Regions from separate parts of the Mus musculus genome. Here all the other regions are linked to region 2. Evidence: chromatin loops called from intact Hi-C (ENCODE). Cell type or tissue: left cerebral cortex. All regions are shown on one strand.

Region 1 (8,000 bases), 290 kb after region 2:
GTCTCTTCCTCTACCCCTACAACCATGAATTCATCTTCTGTCTCTATGGAGCTTGGCATTATAAATGGTATCCTGTGATACTTGGCCTTTGGAATCTGGCTTCTTCACTAACAGGGTATTTTGGGGGCTCACACATGTAGTGAGCATTAGCTTTTCTTTCTAATTTACAGCAAGATGCTATTCTACTAAAAGATGCCACACTCTGTTTGTATGTTTCTGGTTTTGAGGAGGTTGGAGATTTCTAGCTCTGGGCAGGAATGTGTCTATGTTCATGTATGTATACTTATTACCAGGATTCCTGCTCTTTTGGTTATGTTCTTAGGGCTGGAGTAGTTGGGTTTCATGGCAATTCTGGGTTTGGGTTTTTCTTATCTGCTATAGTGGCAACCTTCATATTCTCTGGTAGCCTGCTCCAGAGGAGGAAATGGTGCAATGGGAACCTCAAGGCTGGAGTGCAGAGAAGACATAAAAATAGTGTAATGAGACTGTTGAAGAATTAATGTACTGGTGTGGTGAAACCATGGCCCTGAAAGAGAAAGAAAAGGAATCAGGCTTTCTGGTAATTGTTAGACCAAAGGAATAGCATGGCCACCCCAGAGAAGAAACAGGATCTAGGTTCCACTCCAGGGCAGCTGATTTGTGATGGCCTCATCCCATCCTGGACTGGACACACATGTATAACACACATACATCCCCATTCTGGGCCCTGGAGAATAAGGGGTGAGAAATCAAGTTTGTTTGTCACTAGACATTGTGCCAGTCATGGATAGAGTGACCAGAGGTCCAGAGTTGAGCTCTCTGTGGCTCCTGTCTAGCATGGAAAGCACCTGCTAGATTAATGTTCTATGCAGGACCTTGGAGAGGGAATAAAAAAAAATTATAGACTTTCAGGTCTCCTCAAAGGAATATGAGAAGGGCAATCTCAGTGGTGTGGCTGTTTGGTGAGTCTGGGACAAGGTTTAGGTAGCCATATCAGGACATTCTGTTTGGGATATATGCACATTTATGTTTGTGGCACCTTTTGAAACACCAACTCTTTTATTACTTCAAAAACTCACTAATTTATTTATTTAGTATCTAGTGATAGTATTCATTTTGGACCCAATTTCTTATCTGGTGCTAGGACAGACATGCTGGGTTTTGTTTGTTTGTTTGTTTGTTTTGGCTTTTTTTGTTTTTTTGAGGGGGGGCAGTTTGCCTTGGGTCTATCCTTTTATTTATTTAAATTTGCTCATGTCTTTGAATTTTAGGTGTTTATTTTATAGAGAGCAGCATTGGATTGTGGCATTTGGGTTGTAGCTTTTGTTTTGTTTTTGTCTATCTGCCAACCTCCAACTGCTGATTGGAGTGTGTAGTTAATTTACACTTAATGTACTTACTGATCTGGAAGGTGTTAAATCTGCCATTATGCTGCTTGTGTTCTGTGTTCCTTTGTTCCTTCATTTCTCCATAACTGGTTTCTTTTGTGATAAGTAGACCGGAAAGTGTGTCATTTCCATTCTCCTGTTGCTTCTTTTGTGTTTTGAATTAGCTCCTTAGTAACTGCTCTGGAAATAACAATGGGCCTCTTTAAAACCAGCTAGTTGGAGATGATAGTATCTTACAACTTCAGTGGTTTACAGAAGTTTTTTTTTCCCCTAACCGGTCCATTTCTTCTCTCATTATTGTTGTACAAGTGAAATATTTATGTACCTATCTCTCATTGCTTTATAATTAAGTTGCTGCCTTCAACACTGTTTTATAAGTTAAGTGGTTGTCTTTTATACAGAAGGAGAAAGGGTATGAATAAAACCATCTGATGCTTTTATATATTTACACATGTAATTACCTTTACTGCCACTCTTTCATTCTTTTCATGAATTTGTACTACTGACTGTAGTTCTTTCATTTCAATCAGAAAGACTTTTAAAAATAATCATTGAAGTGAAAAATCTGCTATCAAAGAATACTTTTGGTTTTAGTTTTGTTTTTTAATGTAGGAATGTCTTAGTGTCTGGTTTTATTTTTGTTTTTTGTTTTTTGTTAAAGGAGGATAGTTTAGTTGGATATAAAATTTTTGATTGACTGTCACTTTCATTTGGCTCCTTGACAATGTCATTTCACTGTCTGAGAACATTTTAATTTACCTGAATTTGCAAGATAGTTTAAATGGATATGAAATCCTTGGTTGACATTTTCTTTCAGCATGTTGATCATGTCATTCCATTGTCTTCTGGACTCTGCTTTGGAATAAGAGTCACTCATGGACCTTATTGAGGAGTCCTAACAATGAGTTGGTTTTCCCTTGTTCGTTTTAACATTGCATCATTGTCTTCTTGCACTTACAGTAATTTAAATCTAGGCACTCATCCTTCTTGTCATTATGTTAAGCTTTTTAGATGTTCAGATCAACATTTTCATTAAAGTTTGAAAGGTCTTGTTTATTATTTCTTTAGATAATCTTTCTGCCGTTTTTACTCTTCCTCCAACTCTCCCAAGAGCATGGAACATTGTGTGTCTCCAAGGTGTTTCTTCCATTTATTTCAGTTCCCCCCCCCCCCCAGGAACATTTTATATACTTACGGATTTGAATAGTTTTGTTTACATCTATCCACCCATGCCCCTAACACCCTGAGATGAGAACCCATGGTGGCCATCTTAGTTTCACTGAGTATAATTTATTGGAACAAGGCAAGGAAGTAGAAGTGATCACCTAATAACATTGGGCATGCCATTGGAGGACACATCTCACTGGTATTAGGACAGAGTTCAGCCCATTTGCTGGCACTTCCTTGATTTCTCTCCTTTGCTTTTGGAATAAAACTTCCGAGGCCAGGAACTGTGTGCTTTTGGCCAAAACACAAATGACTGTTAGCAACAGAAGCAAATTAGAATCCAACACATTCCACATTTAGTCTATTTAGGCGAAGAAATTGTGGCGCCTCTACTTGAAGCTGATGAATTAAAAATGATGCTTATGAAGAATGCTATTGGCAATAGACTAGTGTTAGCATTTTTAAATAATTGCTTATGTGAAGTTTTCTCTCAGTCATGGAAAAAGTATTTAGGAATAGGATTTGGGAAACATAAGGAAATGTTCCCAGGTCTGAGCAGAAAGATGGTACATAGACATTCATCAGTTTTGATCTCTCTTCTGTTTGCTCTTGTTTCTTTCTATTATGTGAATTTTTATTCCTATAGCCAGTAACTTTTAAAGTGGAAAAGTCTAAAAAGCAAAAAGGACACTACAAATAATTGGAAGTGTAAGAGATAATCAGGATTGGGTGGGTGGGGATAGTTTTATCTCCTTTCTTGCTTGGGTTTTGATGTCTCCACCCCTACATGGTTAGATGACTTACCTAGGTTATATAGCTGAGACATGGAAGAAGTCCATTAGGGCTACGATCATCCATCTCTAACTGCTATCATGCAGCAATTATGGTTATCATGCGTCCCCTGGCAATGCCTGCCTCTACCCTTTGCTTGTGGTGTCTCGCGATGCTGGTTGATGGGAATCAGCTGTGACAGATGCACAAGTGTCCACCCCAGCAACTGTCATCCTTGCTTTTTGGGGGAAGGATATCAAGGACAATGTTCCACTTGAGCATGGTTTTCTTTCTGTGAAGCTTCAACCAAGAAGCTCAAATAGGTAGATGCTTACCTCTGGGGACCTTTCTGCCCCACCCTGGGAATCTATCCAACTCCTTGCCTTACCACAGCCTACAAAGAGACACTGCATCATAAACCAGCATATAGCAAGGCTGTAAACTTAAGTCTTCATCCGGAGGCTGGAAATCCAGTGCTCTCGTGGCTCTTTGGAGAGAGACACACAAGCAAAACAGAGGTCAGTGCAAATAATACAGGCTAGCTTCTAGAATGGACTTTTGTAGAGAGATCATCAGAGATGATATTGTAAAGTGTGGAGGTTTCCCTGTGTCAAGGTCAGAGCTTTGCTTACCTCTGACCACCCACAAGTCTTGCTACACTATAACTGGCCTGAAGCCATCTGAGCCTAACACTATTAGCTGAGGGAGGGAATGTACCTCTTCCCACTGAACCATCCCAACCCAAGTCCTGGTGGCTTCCAACTATTACTGATTTTCTTATCCTATCACAGACTTCTCAAACATCAGCCAGCTTTCTACCCTTATTTTTTCTTATGAGTCTTTGATTTGTCTCTCCACATTTTTTTGCAGAGATTTTTGGATGGTGGAGAATACAGGAAAGCGTGGCAGAAGGGAAGGTTTTATGTGGGTGCAACAAGAAGACCAATAGGAGAACCTGGATTTCCTGACCCAGGGGGACAATGTGGATACCTCATTTGCACTGTGGGTGTGGCTGACAACGGGGGATAAATTAGGATCAAGGCCCAGATCAGCCTGACATGGGAGCTTAGGAAGCTATCATGCTAAGCCCAAGATCATGAACACTACCACATCCATGTAGAGGAGAATACTGGCTACCTGGAAAGGGCCCCCTGTTTCCCCCAGGAGATGAGTTATTGTGTGTAAAAAGGTTTTAGCTTAGTTCCTGGTACCTCATGCTATTAGTAAACACTGGTCATTACTAGTTTTATTTTTTATCTCTGCCAACATTCCATTGACTGATGATACCTTCTGAGAGAAAAAAAATCCACCAGGTAACATATGTTTTGCCAGTAAAAAAAAAGACACTTTAGTGACTTTTTCTCGTGATTCTTGGACTCATCCCAGGAGGGAACCTGGGCAGGTGTCAGGACCTATGCTTGCATTCATGCTCTGCAGTGACAGATCACCCGCCAGAGGGCACCCTTGCACCTCTGGTGGCAGGCTGAGAGAGACCACAGGCCAAGGCTTCCACCATTCTGCCACCCTGTGGACTCTTTGTGGACAGCATTTCCTCCGCTGCTTGTAGAAAGTAAGCTAGTGTGGAGGAGAGCCCCCATCCCCCTTCCTTAAAAGCAGGGTGAGAGGCTGTGAGTCCAATCCTGTATGGAGGAGGATAGGGAACGCCAGCTTTTCTTCAAAGCATGGAGATGCTGTGGACCCAAGTCTGAGATACTTGGGGGCTGAAATGTGTCCCACCCCAGGCATCTTCATGTTTGGCATGAACTCACATCACAGCCTGGGCATTGACAGGTGCCTCAGCAGCACAACATTGCCCTGTGAGACAGGGTTTTGTGGCCCCTTTACAGATGGGAGACATCTCAGCCCTTCCCTTTGCCCACTTTCGATGAGAAATTCATGCTTTGCACACTTCCGTGTTAAAAAGTGTATTTGGGGTCCCTTTGTTCCCTTAAGATACAAAGTTAAAAGAAGCCTGTTTCTCCACCCCCCGCCCCGGGAATCAGGAAAAACACACATGAAGGGATTTCCCTCTGCAGAACACAGAGGGCCCTGTGAATAAGCAATGGCTTAGCATAGAATGCCACAAACATTGATACCTTCTTCCAGAGGAAAGACTAAATGCAGGAAAGCATACTATAAAACGCTAGATAACATAAAGAGATTGCTTCACTTCATGTCCTTTTTACAGAAAAGGGAAGAAAGGTTTAGAGAATTAATTTAGGAAGTTACAGGAGGATAGATGGGAGGCTAGCTGCATCATGGGCTGAAGTAGGAACCATCTTGGAAGCACAAGGGGCCAAGGTTAGCTCCCTTCCCTAGCATATCTCTTCTCAAAGCCACCCTGAGTCATTCTTTATTGGGATTTGTGCCTGTTTTAATCCCTATTGTCAGAACCCCCTTTCTGCCATTTATAAATATTTTACTCCTCTCCAGCAGCAAATTCCCCCAACACAACCTTCTCTATGCACTGCACCCTTAGCTGGCACCAGTAAGCAGTCACAGTAAACATGGCAAGCATAAAAATGAGGCTGGAGAATGGAGGATACTTGTTCTCCCTAAGGGGTCAATCAGCTTCAAGACGAATTGGCCCGCTGTAGGGACCAATTTTGACCTCTGGGCAAGACTGCATTGTAGTGTGAACTCAAAGATGGCTTTCGAGAGCCTGGAGTGGTAGCACATGCTTGTTATCCAAGCACTTGGGAGGCTGAGACAGGAGGATTTCTGTAAATTCAAGGGAAGGTTATGTAGTGAGTTCCAGGGCATACTGTACTAGAGAGTGAGAGCTTGTCTGAATTTAAAAAAAAAAAAAAGCTTCTATTGGAGGATTTGGGGAGCACTCTTTGAACTATCCTTGAAGAACATGAGTGACAGATAAGGGGACCCAGCACTCAGCTTTTGAGTCATATGATGCTATGTTTATTTCCTACATTAAGTATATCCCAGGTAGAACTGTTAAGTGCTTATTGAGTCCACCATTATTATGTTACATCCCAGAGAGTCTCTGTCAACTGACACGTGGGATGATGATGTCTCTAGGTAGACTGTTGGGCAAATCTTCTGAGACCAGAGACCTAATAGAACCTACCCAACCCTGTTCTCCCTCCCACTCCTGTTTCTATTCTACCCACATTCCTCTGCTGTAGTTTGTCACCTTTCCAGAAGATGTGGCCTCATTCTCTCTAGTCCCCAACCCTTCCACCCCATCCATTGGTGTCTGCTCTGCAGGTGAGCTTCGTGCAGGGGGGAGAGGAAATAACATCTGTGCATTTTATATTTCTCAACACATGATTCATTTTTTTTCCCCTGAAGTCCTAAATTTTCATCTGCTGTCTTCTTTGGGGGAAGAGCTCCCTCCTCCAGTAGGTATGCTGTGCTGATCTGATGGTGTTGCACTCTCCAGCTTTGAAAAGCTGAACATGCAGATTGTTTCCTTAGGACAGGGGATTCTGGGGTAACGTTTTTTTTCCCCCTGACTCTTTATTGACATGGCTCCAATTGCTTCTCGGCCTTCATTGTTTATGGTTAGATATCAGTAGTCTAAGAGGTGTTGGCCTTGCAGAATCAGTTGTGTCATTTTTTTTTCCTGTCTGCCTTTCAGCAGGTCTCTCTTTAGCTTTCTTTTTAACATCACTGGTGTGTGGTTTTCTTTACATTTATCTTTCTTAAGTTTGCAGAGATAACCAACTCTGTCAATCTGCCTTTTACCAAGGGTGGCTGATTTGAAGCCACTATTTCTCTCATTTTCATTTTATCTTTCCCTCTAGAATATCTCCTTGTCCCTGGAGCTTTCTGTGGTGCTTATTTTCAATCCTTTCCTCTCTTCATTCTTCACACTGGGTTATTTGTATCAAAATATACATTGAGGTCCTTCTCTGCTTTTCTGCCTCCCTACTCTGGCCTGGTTCCAACTTTGCATCATGCCCTGTATCTACCTTTGTAATGGACGAGGGGTATCTGAAACAACAGAGTTCAGTAATGGATGGGGTGGAGGGGTTGGGGACTAGAGAGAATGAGGCCACATCTTCTGGAAAGGTGAAAAACTACAGCAGAGGAATGTGGGTAGAATAGAAACAGGAGTGGGAGGGAGAACAGGGTTGGGTAGGTTCTATTAGGTCTCTGGTCTCAGAAGATTTGCCCAACAGTCTACCTAGAGACATCATCATCCCACGTGTCAGTTGACAGAGACTCTCTGGGATGTAACATAATAATGGTGGTATGTGACCATGAGCATGCCACTTGGGGAAGCATACATGTCACCTTCCTTGATGGGGCAGGGTTTGAATTCTAGCCTCCAAATTCCCAGTCCAAACACTCTCCATGATATATTTTTCTTTTTTCTTTTTTTCTGGGCAATATTCATTTCAGAACTTGTACTAGAATGAAACTGGTACTGAGGTCTTTGAGGGCTGTGTGTTCTCTCTCTATCAAGGTTACCCTTGATACAAGGTTAAATCCTATTACCAGATCAACTTTCTACCTTAGAGACACTGCCTAGGTGTGGGGATACATCCCTGAACAAAGTGAACAACAGAAAAGTCCCTCCTGCTCTGCCATGACTTCTTTCAATTTTGACTCTTGCTTTTAGCCTCATTCTTGGTAGACAAAAATACCAGGCTCCGGCTCTGAAGATGTGATATTAGTTCACCTGCTAAATCACTTATTGGCTTTCTTGTTTGTGGGCTTGGAGTCATTACT
Region 2 (8,000 bases):
ATGCCTAGTGACATGGGGGCAGGGAGGAGATAGATTCAGTAGCATTAGTTGAGGGCTCCAAAGAGCTGACTGCTCAGAATGAATTTCCAATTCATTTGTCAATTTACCATATGTTCGTGGAGTGTTTATTACATGTCAGACACTATTTGAGCAGTCACCCTTTCCCTGGAGATCTGCAAATGAAGCCTGTGGGTGCTGTCACTAATTATCCCTGTGTCACTGAGTCATTGAGGAAGCAGGAAGCCTAACATTGTAGCATCTTTGTTGGAAAGAGGATGCACGCGGGGGTGGGGTGGGGTGGGGTGGGGTGGGGGTGTGGGTGTGGGGTGCTGCGGAAGGAAAGAAGGAGGAGGAGAGGGCCTCTTGCATTCCCTGTAAGCCATATTCTCACCAGTCTGGATGCCACCTCTTGCTAGCAGGGTAGAAATGATCTAACGGCTTTCTGAGACTCTGTGCAAGCAAGTTTAGTACATATGGGTTGGAGCCTTGTTCTAGTGTAGCACAGGTAACTGGCAGGACAAGTCTGGCAGAGGTAGCTATGGGAGCTTGAACTTGGTCCATATGGCTGCTTAGCACTGTTCCCCAAAGGCCTAGAGGATAGAAAGGAACAGAGCTTCTGTACTGTGAGGCTGTCTAAGAAGTACCACGTCAGCTTCTTCGTCAGGCAGTGCTGAAGTAAGCATTGCCCTCTCAGAGAGCAGGCGTGTAGCCTTCTTTCCCTCCAAACACAGCTTCACCAAAGCTGCCTGCTTCAGAGTTGTGGCCTTTAAGTAACTTGGCTAATAAGTCATCAGTGATCTATGGCCTTGTTGGGAGAGTCACACTATATGTCCAAGCTAGCCTCAAACTTGTTCTATAGTCCAGGCTGGCCTTGAACATGAACTTCTACTTCAGCCAGTGCTGGGGTGATAGGTGTGTGCCACCACACCTGGCTCTGTAGCTGCTGTAACTCTCCTACACCCCTTCCCACGACGAACCTATTATCTTCATAAATCACTGGAGGCCCATGTGTGTGTGTCTATAGCAACTGAGAAGTATCCTTGAGGAACACCTGTGTCTCCTTGATGTGTCCTTCACTTCATGTATCTCCCCCTCTCTAATGTCTTCCTTTCTTGACCTGCCCTTGCTTCTGGGTGCTCCCCCCAACCCCCGACATTCCCCAGGATCCACTGAGGAGGTCCAGTTGCTAGTCTGGCTTACACGTGCAGAAATAGCCCTATAGTATTGAATCCCAGATGCTTCTGTAAAAAGGAGGTTCCTAAACTCTCCTTAGTGGTCCAGAAAAGAACTGATTAGACCAAGAAGGGAGGGAGTCCCTGCGGTAAGCACAGTGGAGAGCTGCTCTCCTCTGCCATCAGTCTGCACTGGGACTCATGTAGGATTGGGAGAGGTGTAGCAGAGGGTTGTTGGGGGTCCTTTCACCAATATTGCTCTGGCTGTTTGCTTTTTCCCCAATTTCTTTTTTCTTTCTATTGGTTGTGTCCCCTTGGTAAGCTAGACAGCATGCTGGCTCTGAAGAAACATTCTGTATCCCACAACTCAATGAAATGGACACGGGGATCCAGCCACACTGTGCAGGTTGCAAAGAGCACCGAACTACCCCTCAAAGTGTATCATCCATGTAAGCGAGACTCACCTCAATGTCCTATGAGTCTCTTCTCCTGCTTCTGCTACTAAGAGGCTTGGCTTCCTCAGAAGGCCTCTCTGCGTATACAGGGCCTTTCCTTCCATCCCAGCTTTACCCTGTCATGATCCGAAGACTGAGGAGAGAAGTAAAACTGGCCCTGGGTAAAACCAAACCAAACCAAACCAAGGGAATATAAGCTTGGTTAGCACTGCAGAAAGTGTGTTCTTTGCACATCTATTCTCCTGTTTATTTGGCTTTCTGTGTTTTATTTAATGAGCACACATTTATTTTCAGGATATGCCAATGCAGCTTCTGACTTGACGCATATACAGTGTTTTCAATTTCACTGATGCTCAGGTTAGAATTTTCAATTAAACTTACACACATCTAGTACATCTTTTTTTCCCTTTATTTTCACTCATGTACTCTGGGGGAAAAAAAAAAACCAGTACTTTCAAAATTAAAGTTAACACGGGGCTGTAAACTTTGAGAGAAGCAATTATTTTGAATTATATTAGTAACCACACAGTTTGTCTTTTACAAGGCGGTGTGAATGATAGCAAGCTTTAACTAAATTCTATCATGATCTGAAGGCAGAGGCAAACTAACAATTAGCATATAAAACCCCGTGGAACAAAAGGAGCCTACTGTCAATCAAACAACCCCTGCAGGAGGCAATCAAAGATTTTATTGGGGTAAAATAACTGATAACCAGAATGCAGGAAGGCGACCCAACAAACATAGTTATAAAATTACCCTCCCCCAACACACACCCAAAAACCCCCAAAACCAAAAAAACCCTCCCCCAACACACATCCAAAAAAAAAAAAAAAAAAAAAAAAAAAGAAAGAAAAAAAAAAGAAAAAGAAACAAACACATCTCTACTCAATTTCTTAGGGAAGGTTCTGATTCCTAGCCTCTTGTTGCCTCATGTGTGGCCCTCACTAACATGAGGCTCTCCCCTGTGAATACTGAAGAAAGAAGAGGAGTGTCAGGGACACAGGGGCTCTTCCCTCGGACCATTGCGTGCGGCACCCTTCCCAGCGTGATCAACAAATAAAATGAAAATACTTTGCTTCCTTGCTACAAGATGCCATATTGCTGGAATATTTAGAAATATAAAAAGGTGGGACTTTAAACTTTCAGCTTTTGGTTAGAAATTATTAGTGCGTCACATATTGCCCTCCGGTGAGCCCTGGGAAACCCCGTTGCCCGGCCCTTCCTGGTAATCCAACCCAATGAGCTTCTTAAAGCTCATTTTGGAAGACATAGTCCTTATTGTTAGCAAATCGCACATGAATCGGGATCAAATTATTGGTTCGGCAGACCAGTAAGGGTACACTGGTCACCCTTGGCCTCTTGTCACTGGGGCACCCAGATTACCACTGCAAAAGGATAGTCCATGGCTCTCACAGTCTGTGCAACAGTGAGGCAGCCTGAATTTCCCTCACAGGAGGGGCTAAGCAGGGAGAGCTATGGGCAGGGCTGCGCCGCACCGCAATGCCGGATGTTCCCCATGCGCCTTCAGTGGACCCGGCTACGTTCCTAACATTGAGCATTTTTTGCTGCTGCAGCCTGGTTCTAGGTGGAACACCGTCACCCTGCAGACATAGTGGGACATTCATTTTTGTCATATCATTATTGCTTGGACACCCTCACTCTGAAGACCCGGCAGGGCGTCCTTAGGCTGTGGATCGTCACCCTGTGTGACAGCATGGATTATCCAGGTAGATGCTATACCACTGGGGCCGTGCGCCAGTCACCATTGGGGTACCCACGTTCTCTCTCTCCCCGTGCCCCTAAACCAAGGACCAAGAGTCATTCTTACCCGCTAGATGGCACCACAGAATGCATTCTTAAAGTGCATTCTGTCGCATTGCCACGCCTGCGCACTGAGATCCGCTGACTGCCTTGCTGCCATGGCCGCGGTGTACCGAGTATTTGTGTGGATAGCCTTCCCTGCCAACTCAGTGGAGCACCCTTAGGCTGCAAGTCTCCATCCAGTGTGGCTGCGCACCGATACCCTAAGGGTTGCTACCTCAGTAGAACCATTCTGATCAACTGTGGGGCCTCATTGTGTGGGCTGCCGGCCTCGTGGACTGGCGTTCCTACCCGGTAGAGGGCGCCGCAGAATGTGTCTCCACCGAGCAGATTGCCGCATTGCCGCACCTGCGCACTGAAGTCTGAGCGGACTCGCCCAGCAGACTGCGTCACAGCTGCCTGCATTCCAGATCTCGACAGACGTCTCTAAAGACTGCAGACTGCGGCACGGCTGGAAGCTGAGCGAACCCCTTTACTACAGCTCTGTGACCACGAACCGAAGAGGACCCGGTGGCTTGTTAGCCCATCTTATTGAGATTTTAGGCCTTGTGTGATAGCTCATCCAAGCGCTGGTGCTATGTAGACGATCATTGCCGCGGCTCTCCGGCCAGCTTCGGCTCTCCGGGAAGATCCGCGGCCTTTACTCTGAAAATGGTTGGATAGAAGACCTGCGACACTGCCGCGGAGCCGGGAGTTTTTCACTTGTGGTGGTGACCGAGGAATGGGCAAAAGGAGGCACAGAAAAAGCCCAGATATCTGTGTCGGTGCAGTTCGTGCGAGGATACCTTCGAGCGTTGAGATACCTTCGAGCACAGAACCCTGCAGCTTGCGATGCAACGGAGAGCTTGGCCGATCTTTTTACCCTGGAGACGCTAGCACAGAGGCTCGCCATCACCCTGTGGATAGGCGCATTGTGGTTGTAGCACAATGATGAGCCATGGAGGTCTCCACGCTTGGCTGGGACTTGGGCGTATGCCGTTACCCAGCCAACGCCTGTACAGCTCTTTGTTATCTTAATCCTGGGGAATTACATATATTTGTGGCTGCACTTCAGTGACTGAACGGATGTTCTTACCTTGGGGATAGAGGCACAGTGGAGCTGCGCACGGATACCCAACGAAGCAACCTTAGAGGGTGGATCACTTGAATGGTTTTGGTGGCGCACTAAGGTTCTGCATGATATTTTTTTTCCCCGCGGATGGTGGCGCAGCAGAGCTGTGCACAGATAACCTCAGAGTGCCTCACCCTATATGGCTGCTGCTTGCGCACTAAGGAATCAAATGGATATCCTTATTTTGGATGATGGTTTAACAGAGTCTGAACTACTTGGCGGATGCCTGCATTGTGGTGGCTGAGCACCAAGTGCCCGAGTGGATTTTAACCTGAGATGTTGGTATAGCAGAAACCCGTATTTGTGGATAAGTGCATCTTGACAGCTGCGTTTGAAAAGCCTAAGAGGATCTTATCCCGAGGATGGTGTTTCTGAGCATCCTTACCCTGAGTGTAACTACATTGTGACTGCTGCACACTAAAAATTTGGGCTTCTTTGATTTATTTATTTATTTATTTATTTTGCCCTAAGGATAAGGGCATTGTGAAACGTCCTTCCTTCCTTTGTGTGGTGGCTGTGTACTAAGGATCAGAGAAGATTTTATTCCGGGAATGGAGGTGGAGTATTTAGACCCCGCAGGCCACTCTGTGGCCATAGCTGCATACAAAGGTTGGGTATGGTAAGAGCGATCATCTTTACCATGTGGATATATACATTGCAGCATCTGGGCATTAAGGATCCAGGCTGATGTTATTTTGGAGCTGGTGGCACAGTGAGAAGCGTCCTTTTACTGTTCCATTGTGTTGGCTGTATACTAAGAATCTAGGCAGATACCCTTATCTTGGGGACGAAGGCACAATGGAGCGCCCTTGCCCAGATGGTAGCCTCATTGTTGTGGCTGCACATTAAGATCTGGAATTGTTAAGGCTGCGCCCATCACGGCTGCATCTGTTTCCCCAGGATCTGGGCGGGTCATTTTGCTCTGTGTGTAGGCAGAGGCACAGCTGGAAGCTGGATGGCCGACCTCAGCTTTGTGCAGCACTGTGTCACCTTGGAGCCCTGCTCACCCACTGGATTTCTCTTATTCTGTGAATAGTTGCATTCTTGGGTCCATACTCTACAGACTAAGAACGTGGGTGGGATTTCAAACCTGCCAACCTGTGTCACAGATGTATTTGTTTGTTCGGATCAGGGCACTTTATTCCCACAGAATGCCTCACAGCAAGGAGATGGGCAGATGGCTTTGTCCTGAGGGTTGGGGGATGACCCAGTGGAGCCTTTACTCTGTGGATAGCCACACTGAGTGGCATGCTAAGGACCCAGACAGGCTCTATAGCCATGCAGGCTTCGTCACAGCTGCATACACACAGCCAAAGCCTGGGGTGGCATTCTTACACCGTGGATGGTTTTCCCGAGGAGCTCACTGCACCTACTGAGTGGCTGCATCAGCACTGCTACCCTCAAGATGGAGGGCAGACATCTTTATGCTGGGGTTTATACAGCAGCACTGGGTTATGATAACTCAGAAGGGCATCTCACCTCTCTGTGGCTGCAGGGGTGGGTGCCATAGGCACTGAGATGACTTCGGCAGACATCTTTGTCTTTTGTATGGTGGTACAGCAAAGGTGTGAACAAACCAAGCCAAATTTCTGTCTGGATGCTGCTACATGTGGAGGACCCAGGAGTGCTTCCTTGCCCTCAGGAAGCCATGTTGTGTCCCATTCAAAAGGTATTTGGATTTCTGTTCTTTGTGACGACGGCACTGCTTTGAGTGAGCACCAAGGATGCCAGTGGAGGGTTTTACCCTGTGGTCAAGGGTTGATCAAGGACCCGGCCAGCAATCCTTATCTTACAAGGGAGCAGCATGACCTGATGTCACTGCCTTATAGATGGCTGTGAGGATCACCGATCCCCTTGGCAGATGTCCTTGCCCCAAAGACGGTGAAAGTGCAGAGCTATAGTGAGATTCCACTTGGGTGCCTCATGCTCTCATGGCTGTGGCTGTGTGGAAGAGACCAGGCAGACGTCCTTGCCACGCTGCTGAGGCACAGTGGAGCTATCTGCAGACAAGGCATCCTCGTTTGGGCAGCAGTGGCTGTGCACCGAGTTCCTGGGTTGATGTCTGCATAGGATGGTGACATAGAGAACCTGCAGACTCATTAACCAGTTGGCTTTCTTTATGCTGTGGCTTTTAGGATGGATGCTTCAGCTCCAAGGAAATGGTTGGGTATCCTTACCCAGCGAAGAATGCTGTACTTTGGGGTGTTTACTGAAGACCGGGCAGGTGTTTTTGTAACTCTGCCAACTGCATATATTGGATTATGGCTGTGTGTGTGTGTATCGGGGGGATGCACCAAGGACCCAGGTGTTTAGCCTTCCTCTTTGGATTGCAGCAGGACTCCCAGCGTACCCCAAGGACCACAGCAGTCTTGATCACATCGCTTGGGGAGGATCTGGGAGTCGTCTTGTTGGCTTGGGTTTGCAGCGATAGCTGCTGCTTGTGAGCAGTGAGGGACTCTCTGGGCTCCCACCCATCGGGGCTGCCCGATCCTCTCTGCCAGGCCACACTTGCAAGGATCTTGTGGCACACTCAGCTTTCAGTACTGACTGGAGGAGAAGGCTTCCGCACGGCCGGAGCTCCAAGGGGGCTCAGACAGGCCTACTTTCCAGCGTGCAGATCCTCTCCTGTACCCAGTCCCTTCAGAACTCAACCAGGTTCCACTCCAGTCTTCTCAGGATCCGTTAAAGAAAACACCAGTCTCGGATATCTCCGAGTCGTGTCTAACTCTTCTCTTTCCTCTCTGTGCTTAGCACTCTAGTACCTTCTGTCCTCTCTGTGTTTTTAATGTTCCCAGTGTTTAGCAGCCTTGGATTTACCCCTACCCCACCCCTGTGCCTTTACCCCCCCCTTCCCTCCCTTTGGCACTATCCTTACCCCATCTTAGCTGAACAGGGTTGTAGAGTAGATGGGAACATGCCCACCTTACTGTCTTTGTGAAAGCTTTTCCTTCTGAACTGCTTTTCCTTAGCTAGCTACAAGGCTGCCTCCTTGTCTCAGCCAGGTCTCTGCAGAACCATATAACCTTGATAACCCAGCGGCAAGGCATGTATTGTAGCCACACTCTTCCCTCCCAAGACGATTAGCTTGGGTTGCCTCCACAGCCCCCTAACTAGTTTCTAGTGTTTCCCCAATAGTCTGTTGTTTATAGTAATCCCATTCAAACCAAAGTGAGACTTCCCAGCTGTGCCTCTCTAGCTATTTAGAATAGACCCCACAGTCCTTACAATGGCAGGCAAGCTGTTTATGACCTGTCCCAAACCCTTCCCTCTGCCCCCACATTTGTCCCGCTCCTTCCCACCCGCTGGCATCTAGCCCTAGCTCATCCTAGCTGAAGAGGTTGAAGGAATATGTGGGTACATGCCCACCTTATTGTCTATAGCTATGAGGCTGCCTCCTCCCTTCCCTCCAACAGGCTTTGCTGACCTATAATCCAGTCAGTG
Region 3 (8,000 bases), 53 kb before region 2:
GACTTGAAGCACTGGAGACTACTTCCAGCACTCAGTTCATACTGTACTCACACTTACAATGTGACCTGAAGGCTGCCACCAGGGCCAGACTGACGGAGGCTTTGTAGTCTTCACGCCCCAGAATTACGGTTGCACTTACAGCAGACTGCAGGGAGGAGACTGGAACCTGCTGTTGGGAAAGCTGAGACAAGACATGAACTTGAACTTTGTGCTTGGAATGGTTTGGAGTGGGGCAGAAGAAGGTTGTGGCAATGTGATTGACAGGTCTTAGGGACCATTAGGCCAAGGCAGGGGAGATTCTGTTTTCATCTGGTGGCTCTGGAGGGCGGGGCATGGTGGATGTGCTCATTCTGCAGCTGTCTGCAGCTGCCGTGCTACCCAGGCAGGTCTTAGAGGGCAGTGGCTGCTGTCTAAATGAGTGTGAGCCAGAAGTAGACATAGAACTGCTATCCTTGATAAGGGAAGTTTCCCTAAACTGAGGCAGCCACTCAAAGGAGACTCTGGAACAGGAAACGGGGCTACTGCTGCAATTTTGCTGACCCCTGTATCGGAGGACTTGCAAAGATGCTTGGGAGAGACCAAAGACGAAAAAGACATTACAGAAAGCAAAGGACAGTCCGTAGAAACAGCACAATCTAGGGAGGGGAACGTGTAAAGAGTTTGCTGAATTTACCAGTGTGGTATTTTATGACCTGACCGGGTTACTAGAAGTTTCATAGGCAAAAGACGCTTTATGTGTTGAATGGTCACCGGGATGAAGAAGCTAAGCACGAAGCAAAGCCACTCACTGAAGTTTGGTTTCGAAAGTTAGGAGAGGGGAGTTTTAGAAGTGTGTGGCTGAGTCCCCGTCGTCGCTGCTGCTTGGAGCCTCTGGCTCACGAGCCCTGCGCCCTGAGATGTGCATGTGAGGTAACTGTGCTGCCACAGACCTTGATGAGGGATATTTAAAGGGTGCGTCCTCCCTCACTTCTCCATTTGTTGTGTTCATTAAGAATTTAAGTTAGCTGCTCTGCTTTTTGTTAAGGTATTTTTAGTTTCTCAAAATTTCTTTGCACTTGTTAATTAATCCTAAAATTAATCCTACGTCCTCTTTTTTTACTCACCCCCACCCCCACCCTGCCGTAATTTCCAAGTCAGCTCTCTTTTTGCCTGTTTCTTCTTGACCCAGAGTTAATAGGTTTTTGCACCAACCTTCTCCATTCTGAGAGGTCTGAATTGGTAATTATAATCTGAGTGCCCCCTTCTCCAATCCTTGAAAGGAGATTTATTGAAGGCGGGGCCATAATGACTAACGGCAAAGCTTGGTGCATTCTGTATAGATAGCCAGACCCATCTGGTTTTCAGGACTCAGACAAGTCCCTTGGGGTTGACTTTCATTTAAGCATTTGCTGTCCCCGCATCCTGCCGCCCACATCCTTCCTGCCGTTTCCCCCCCAGCAAAGCCACCGCTCATTTGGTGCTTGATTTGGTGCTAAAATGGCATCCGATGAGGCTTAGAGTCTGCAGGGTGGTAGAGAGGCAGCAACACCCAGAGGGTCTGACACCCACGAGCTGGGGCTGCTTCCTCTCCACTGTGGGCACTGGAAGAGAGTGGAGCCATCAGCCCAAGCTAGGAAGGCAGCCACTGTGAGACAGGCCACTCCTTTGTGCTGTAAGGAGACACTCAGGCAAATCTGAGTAAGACATGATGATTCTGTGTGAAGATGTTATAGTGAAACCCATGATTTTGTATGTTAACTAAAAATATTTTAAGAGTTGGATAAAATTCTGGAGACATTGTGGTTACAATACCCATAATACCAGATTTACCCATCACCACATTTAAGTGTGCAGCCAAGTGGCATGAAATGGTCATACTGCACTGTGGGTGCCATTGCTGTCTCTTGCAGAACTCCATTATATTAAACACCCTCCCCATTTAATTATTTTGTAATGATAGTGCACTACAATGTAGCCTCTGATTCTTACTCATTCATTAAATATTCATTGACTGCCTACCTATTAAGGACTGGACTTAGCTCTGGGAATGCAAATCAAGTGAGTTAGGGACTATCTTTAAGGAACTGAGACTCTGGCAAGGAGTACAGCAGTGAAGATTCACTACCAGCCTCTGTCAGGGTTCTTGGGACAGCACAGAAGCAGAGCAGCTGGTCCCCTGGGGAGCCCAGAGGAGCCATGTGACTGGGGATCAGATGCATGTATAGAGAGGTGCAGTGGGCCATGGCTGTCTCTGCAGGGTTCATTTGATTTTTCTTAACACAGGAAACTGGAAATTTGCACTGTTGTGTTTCCTCTGGATCCTGCTGGTCCAGTACAGCGCCGTGTGGTACAAGTGTGTGTCTAACGAGAGAGGTTGCAGCTCACTGCAGATAGGTGGTGTTGTGGCCTAGCTGCTATCCTTGTGGTGTGCATAGGATTGGGGTGTGGCTCAGTCCAGAGAAGGCACATCACCCAACGCCTTTACCTCAGATTCGAGGATGCCAGGCTTAGATGTCAGGAAGGCCTTCTAGGCTCTGTGTGTGTGGTTGCTGTGACCATCATGGCAGCCTATCCCATGATGTGTGCACTGTTTCTGTGTTTCTTCGTGCTTCCTCTCCTCCTCTCTCTGTCCTTCTGAGGCTTAACCTTGCCCGGTTCAGATCGCTGTGTCTAGTGTGGCTATATATGGCCCCACTGAATGATGTTGCATTTCGGACAGTGAGGACCCGAGAGCAGATTGCCTACTGCTCTTTAGCCTTGTCATCTAAGGCAAGCCACGTGATCTCTTTGCGCTACAGCTTCTGTGGGTCAGGACCAGATCGGATTTCCCTCGCTGCTGTGTAAGCAGAGGTAGCATATGCAAAGTGCCTAAGCTCTGGCTTAGTTCTGAGGGGAGGACAGAGTTGTTCAGGTTCATGCTTTGCTTGAGATACAAGGTTCCTGCACTGTGCAGCTGGTCAGCCATTAGCCAGGAGATAAGCCATCGGCACCTCTGCTCCTCAGCTTCCTCCTCTATGAGTCAGGGATAGTAAGAGCTGCACCTGACAGAGCCAGGATGCTCCTCTGAGCACTGGACACACACGAAGGGACACAGTGAACACTCCACACTCAGAAAGCCACCACACAGCCTGGCATGTGTTTGGAGTCCTAGGAACATTTTCCCCCGTGGCTCTTGTTTCAGAAACTCAGGGTGGTGTGTGTCTCTGCCTGTCTGCCTCCTGAGCTTTAAACTTAGGGCAGGGGCATTGGGAACAGGGCCATCATGCTTCTGTTTACAGGCCTGTTTCCTCAGGCTTGCAGGGATGGAGGCAATGCAGCAGGCAGGTACCACACTGCACTGCAGTTCATCATCTTACCACACAGGGCTGCCTTTCCTTATAGAAAGCTCACAGAAGGTTTAGGTGTGCTGCGCACCTTCTAGAAGGCTCTCTCAAAATGAGGATAAGGTACCTGCTTTGCAGTTTCCATCCCTTTCCATGCCTTGTATTTGGCAGCCGTTGTGTTTACAGAGCGAGAATTCTAGCTTCCTCCCTTTCTGTAGCAAATGGCTTGGGTGGAATTCTGAAGAGGTCCTAGCCTCCTCTCTGAAATGCTGCTTATATATTATTCCGTATTCTTCCTCCAGGCTGAAGGTGGACATGACTCAGAGGCAGGTGGGAGGCAAGGCTTTGCAGGGGAGACACCCACAGTTCCTAATAACTCAGAGACCGACCGGTAGAATAAGGAGAAGAGGGTATAGATTTTGAAAAACAGTTCAAGAAACTTGTTGAGGTCCTTTTGCATGTAAGGCTGTTCTGGGGATTCTGCAGCTAATGACTGCAGGGTGCCCTGCCCTCCTGCCTACCTTCTAGTGAGAAGTAGCTGAGGCCTTTAAGATTTAAGCATTTTTTAATAGGGGATTTTTTTTTTTTTTTAGGTATTGGAGAACAAAAGAGAAAAGGCGGGGGGGGGGGCGACAGAGAGGGAGTCTCAGATGGCTGGGGTGGGTTACCATGCTGGGGAGATTGAGTGGTTGGGGCCTTCAGCTCCCAGACCGGCTTCAAGCTTCACAGTTCTATCCCTGAGATAGAAGCTACACAGAAGACAGAGACTGTTTGTCCACGCTGAACCGTTAGTGTTAGGATGTCACCTAGGTGATGACAGGTGATCTCAAAGTGGCTCTTCAGTGAACAAATGATTTAATGTGACAGCAGGCTGTCACCTGGCTTTCTTGAAGTATAGTTGGCTAAGCCGTGAAACCGTGAAGTCAGTCTCTGCCTGTCATTATAGGAGGAGAGGCAGGAGCAGCATAGGGTCATGCTTGGTGCACAGCAGAGAAAACCTCAGTCCCATCCTCCCAGGACCATGTGCCAATCACTCCGTGGCAGCATCTTCCCGGATTCTGAATAGAGGCCCCAATGGGCTGCTTGAGAACCAGAGTGGCCTGGTACCAGGTATCTGAGAGTAAGTAGCCTTTTGATTCAAAAATAAACATGCAAGCTCACAAAACATGTATCTGCTCTCTCATTGTTGTAGCAAACCCAGTGGCTGGAAACAACACAGATTTATCATCTTGTGGATCTGAAGATTGTACTGCTCGGATGTGAAGAACTCCCTGTGGGATTGTGTGCACTCGAGAGTGTGCATGTGTGTGTGTGTGTGTGTGTGTGTGTGTAACACCGATTCTCTTCTCCAGCATCTAACCAGACCTCCCTTTCTGACTCAGAGCCCCTTCCTCCTGCTACAAGTCACCATGAACAGCATGATATTTTCAGTCCTGACCTTCCCGGCCTCCTTCCTCTCCCAAGAACCCTGGCAATGGCATTCCAAACCAACCTAGATAACCTTCACTGGTCACTCCTGCAAAGTCCTTATGTGTCATGGTACACCCTAATAGGTGCTAGAGACTGGAACACAGATATCTTTGACATTTTTTTTTTAGCCTATCACCATGTATTGACCCACACGGTTCGGCAGTTAGTTTACCTTGAGAAATAAGATAGGCCGGTGTACAAAGCTGCGTGCATGATGTTCTCGGCCGCAGTAGTATTTATAAAGCCAGAGTTAGTAGATGCAACATAAATGCCCCGCAGTGACGACTTGATTAACTGATGATGATCTGTCCGTGTGACACATGACCAGTAAGGATGAAGGTCTAGGAAGACGTATTTTAGTGTGGAAAGATATCTCTGACTTAAGACACAAAGGGCAATTCATAAAACAGAACAAGGACGTGAGCTGACTCTGACAGAAAAACGCCTTTGTTCAGCATGCACTGGGGGAGCCCAGGGAACACGGCAGGGGCATGTGTGCAGGGGCAGGACGCTAAGCTGGCTTCTTACTGTATGGATTTTACACAAGAGAGAAGGAGATTAAATTTAGTGGGGAGGAATCAACAGGAGAGTGGCTGATTATTAGGTTTTCCTTTGAGGAGCTCTCTTCACCCCTGCCCTTCAGGCTCTCCCTTCCCCCCGCCCTGCCCCCCACATGGCAGCTGTGCCCAGTGCTCCTGCCTGCTGGCTCTTCTCATCTGTGCTCTTCCCAAGCTCACTTCTCCATCAGTCCTGGTGGGCTCCTTATCCCTCCTCTGCCCACCTGTCCCAGGGGAGAAGGCAGGCAGGCTCACTCGCAGAGGGAGTGTGTCTCCAGGCTGCTGCAGAGTCTTGGTTTCATGCCTGCATTTGGAGCTGGGTTTTTACAGTGTGTGTGTGTGTGTGTGTGTGTGTTTCTCTGCTTTCACGATTTTTTTATTTTTACATTTTCTCAGCCATCTCTCTCTTCTAGATCTGCCATGACAGCCCCCATATCAGATTGGTGACTGTGTTCCTTCATCCCTGATTCTAACTCTCATACTAATCCCTACCCTCTTGCTCTCAAGGCTGCTGACAATGGGGAGGAAGCTGAGGTTGGCCTCTCAGCCCTCCTTTCTCATGGGCAAAGCTGGATTAAAGTGGGTTTCTACTGCAGATTTAGCCGTTGCCAGATTTCTATAAGGCCTCTTACTTGTATGCTAGAAAGAAAGCAGATTAAACACAATTTGTTAATATTTTGCTTGCCATGACGACAGAAGAAGCCTCATGCAGCACTTTGTGGCCCTCTTTCCAGAGAGCACTGAAGCCTGTGCCAGCTATAGTGCCTGTGTCAGCACCTTTTTGCTGTGCAGGGGTAGGTGTGAAGTTGCATACCGCTGAGCATCAGTTAGATGCAGTGCTTGACCCTCCTTGCGCCCCAGCCAGGGCTGCTGGCTTAGTGTGTTTATCACTGAGATCAGAGAAGTCATATGATAGAGGCCCTGGGTATATATATACAGCACATATTTAGGGCTTCCTGCAGATCAAGCCCTACCATTGTCCCGCCTACACTGACTTTTGCGCCCGTCAATTAGCAAGAGAGTGAATGGAGTCTTGAAGAGGTGAAGGGTGTTATCCTTCGGCCAGACTCACAGGTCCAGACCTGCCGGTGGCCATCTCATTGTGCTCGGAGGGTTCTGACTACTTTGGCCATCTAAAGGGTGTGTGTCCTCACACATGGTAAACGCCAGTGAGCTGTTGTAGAGGTGTGCAAATGTCTCTGCAGACACCTGGAGTCTTTGCCGCTTTGCTGTCTCTTTCTTTGTTCGGTGGTTGTTTTCTCTTACTCTTTTGGCCGACAAAGGAGGGAGGTGCGTGTTAGCAGAATGAAGCCCTTTATCCGTCTGCGCTGAAGGACTCCATATCAGTACAAATAAGACTACCCTTCGGATTTACTAGAGCAGTTTCTCAGATGCTCAGCTCTAGAAGTGGTCCTCGCAGACATCCATGTATTCCTCTAGGTTGTCTCATGAGTCTTCCCTTTCTCCCAGAGCACAGGGATCATAGCCATGGCCTTCATTTGATGATACACAGTGATGGCGGTACAAGCTCTTTGATGGCTCCCTCTTTGCGTGTCTGTGTTGGTCTAAGGCCTCATGCACTACAGCCTCCCTGGGCCATGTTCACAACTTGCTGCTCTGAGGAGGGCATGTCTCCTTAGGATGTGTGAGTGAGATGAATGGATAGAGGCTTCTGATAGGGCTGCAGGACCACACTGGGACACAGTCAACACATGACAGAGCTCTTTCTCTAAGAGGTAGACATGAGAGTCAATATGCACTGAGAATAGACAGGTTTGCTTGGTGCCTTCCGTGTCAGCTGTATGCTGTACCCAGGTGAGCCATGGTTTCTTTTTTTTCCTTTTTTTAAAAAAAAAAATTATTATTTATTTATTTATTTAATGTATATGAGTACACTGTAGCTGTCTTCAGACACACCAGAAGAGGGCACCAGATCTCATTACAGATGGTTGTGAGCCACCATGTGGTTGCTGGGAATTGAACTCAGGACCTCTGGAAGAGCAATCAGTGCTCTTAACCACTGAGCCATCTCTTTTAGCCTATGGATTTGTCTCCCGTAGGGGAGACGACGTCTGTAGACTCAGTAGTCCCATTCAAGCGATGTGTTATTTCAAGCTTGAGGAGTGTAATTCTGAGCGGCTGTAGACTGGCCTAGTCTAGGGTATCTCCTCATTTCCTGAGGAGGAAAGTGCAAGCTGAGAACAGACTGATGAGTAAGCTCTAGCCCTGGCAAGAGAGGCAGAGTGCTTGGGGCGGGGCCACGACAGGAGGCGGGACTCTGTCAGCAGAGCAGTGAGAGGCTGGGGGAGGACTTGAGGCCTGCAAAGGAGGTGGGGCTAAAGGAACAGACTGGAGGGCACACCGCAGGTGCAGTGCTAGGTCAGAGGGCCATTTAGCAGGGTGGTTAGACTTCAGAAGTGCCGAAGAGCAGAAGGTGGCACATAGTGGTGTGTGTGGAGGGGTGTCGTAGGGTGTTCCTTACTGGGCACTTGGTAAAGTGTGTAGGATAGGATCTTGATAGCAGTGGCAGGCTAGAGGTGACCAGGACTTCAGTGTTAGGTTTGGGGCTTGAGTTACTTCTAGACACTGTTGACAGGCGTCAGCTCTAGAAGTAGATCAAGGGCCCAAAGACCAGGTGTGAGGGGACGATTCATGGCTTCCAGACAGATGG

What was found. Hi-C counts contacts between places; a loop is a spot of excess contacts. Peaks named below come from ENCODE experiments on the same cell type or tissue, not always from the same donor. Only the 100,000 strongest peaks of a DNase experiment are listed, where the experiment ranks them.
Region 1: it touches region 2 in a loop (3.0-fold over the local background); 2 of 42 quality-filtered maps call a loop at or near these places.
Region 3: a loop joins it to region 2, with 2.3 times the contacts of the local background. A loop is called at or near these places in 6 of 42 quality-filtered maps.

Annotation. Positions count from the first base shown.
Region 1 is chr15:72,513,996-72,521,995 of GRCm38, reverse strand. The region is part of intron 1 of Kcnk9 (potassium channel, subfamily K, member 9); the gene reads left to right. Among named protein-coding and RNA genes, the nearest start is that of Gm24390, 27 kb to the right of the region's middle. In left cerebral cortex, a CTCF peak has its summit at 4,781; a DNase peak (open chromatin) is centred at 4,793.
Region 2 is chr15:72,805,838-72,813,837 of GRCm38, reverse strand. The region is part of intron 16 of Trappc9 (trafficking protein particle complex 9); the gene reads left to right. It overlaps Peg13 (paternally expressed 13), which reads left to right and starts at 3,514. Exons shown (of 1, transcript NR_002864.2): 1 at 3,514-8,000. In left cerebral cortex, CTCF peaks have their summits at 3,497 (motif pointing right) and 4,620; DNase peaks (open chromatin) are centred at 3,491, 3,809, 4,690, 6,542 and 1 more place; H3K4me3 peaks cover 5,501 bases; H3K27ac peaks cover 2,643 bases.
Region 3 is chr15:72,859,074-72,867,073 of GRCm38, reverse strand. All of the region lies in intron 16 of Trappc9 (trafficking protein particle complex 9), which reads left to right. Among named protein-coding and RNA genes, the nearest start is that of Gm41343, 31 kb to the right of the region's middle. In left cerebral cortex, CTCF peaks have their summits at 2,331, 3,325 and 7,235 (motif pointing right); DNase peaks (open chromatin) are centred at 3,513, 5,231 and 5,686; H3K27ac peaks cover 323 bases.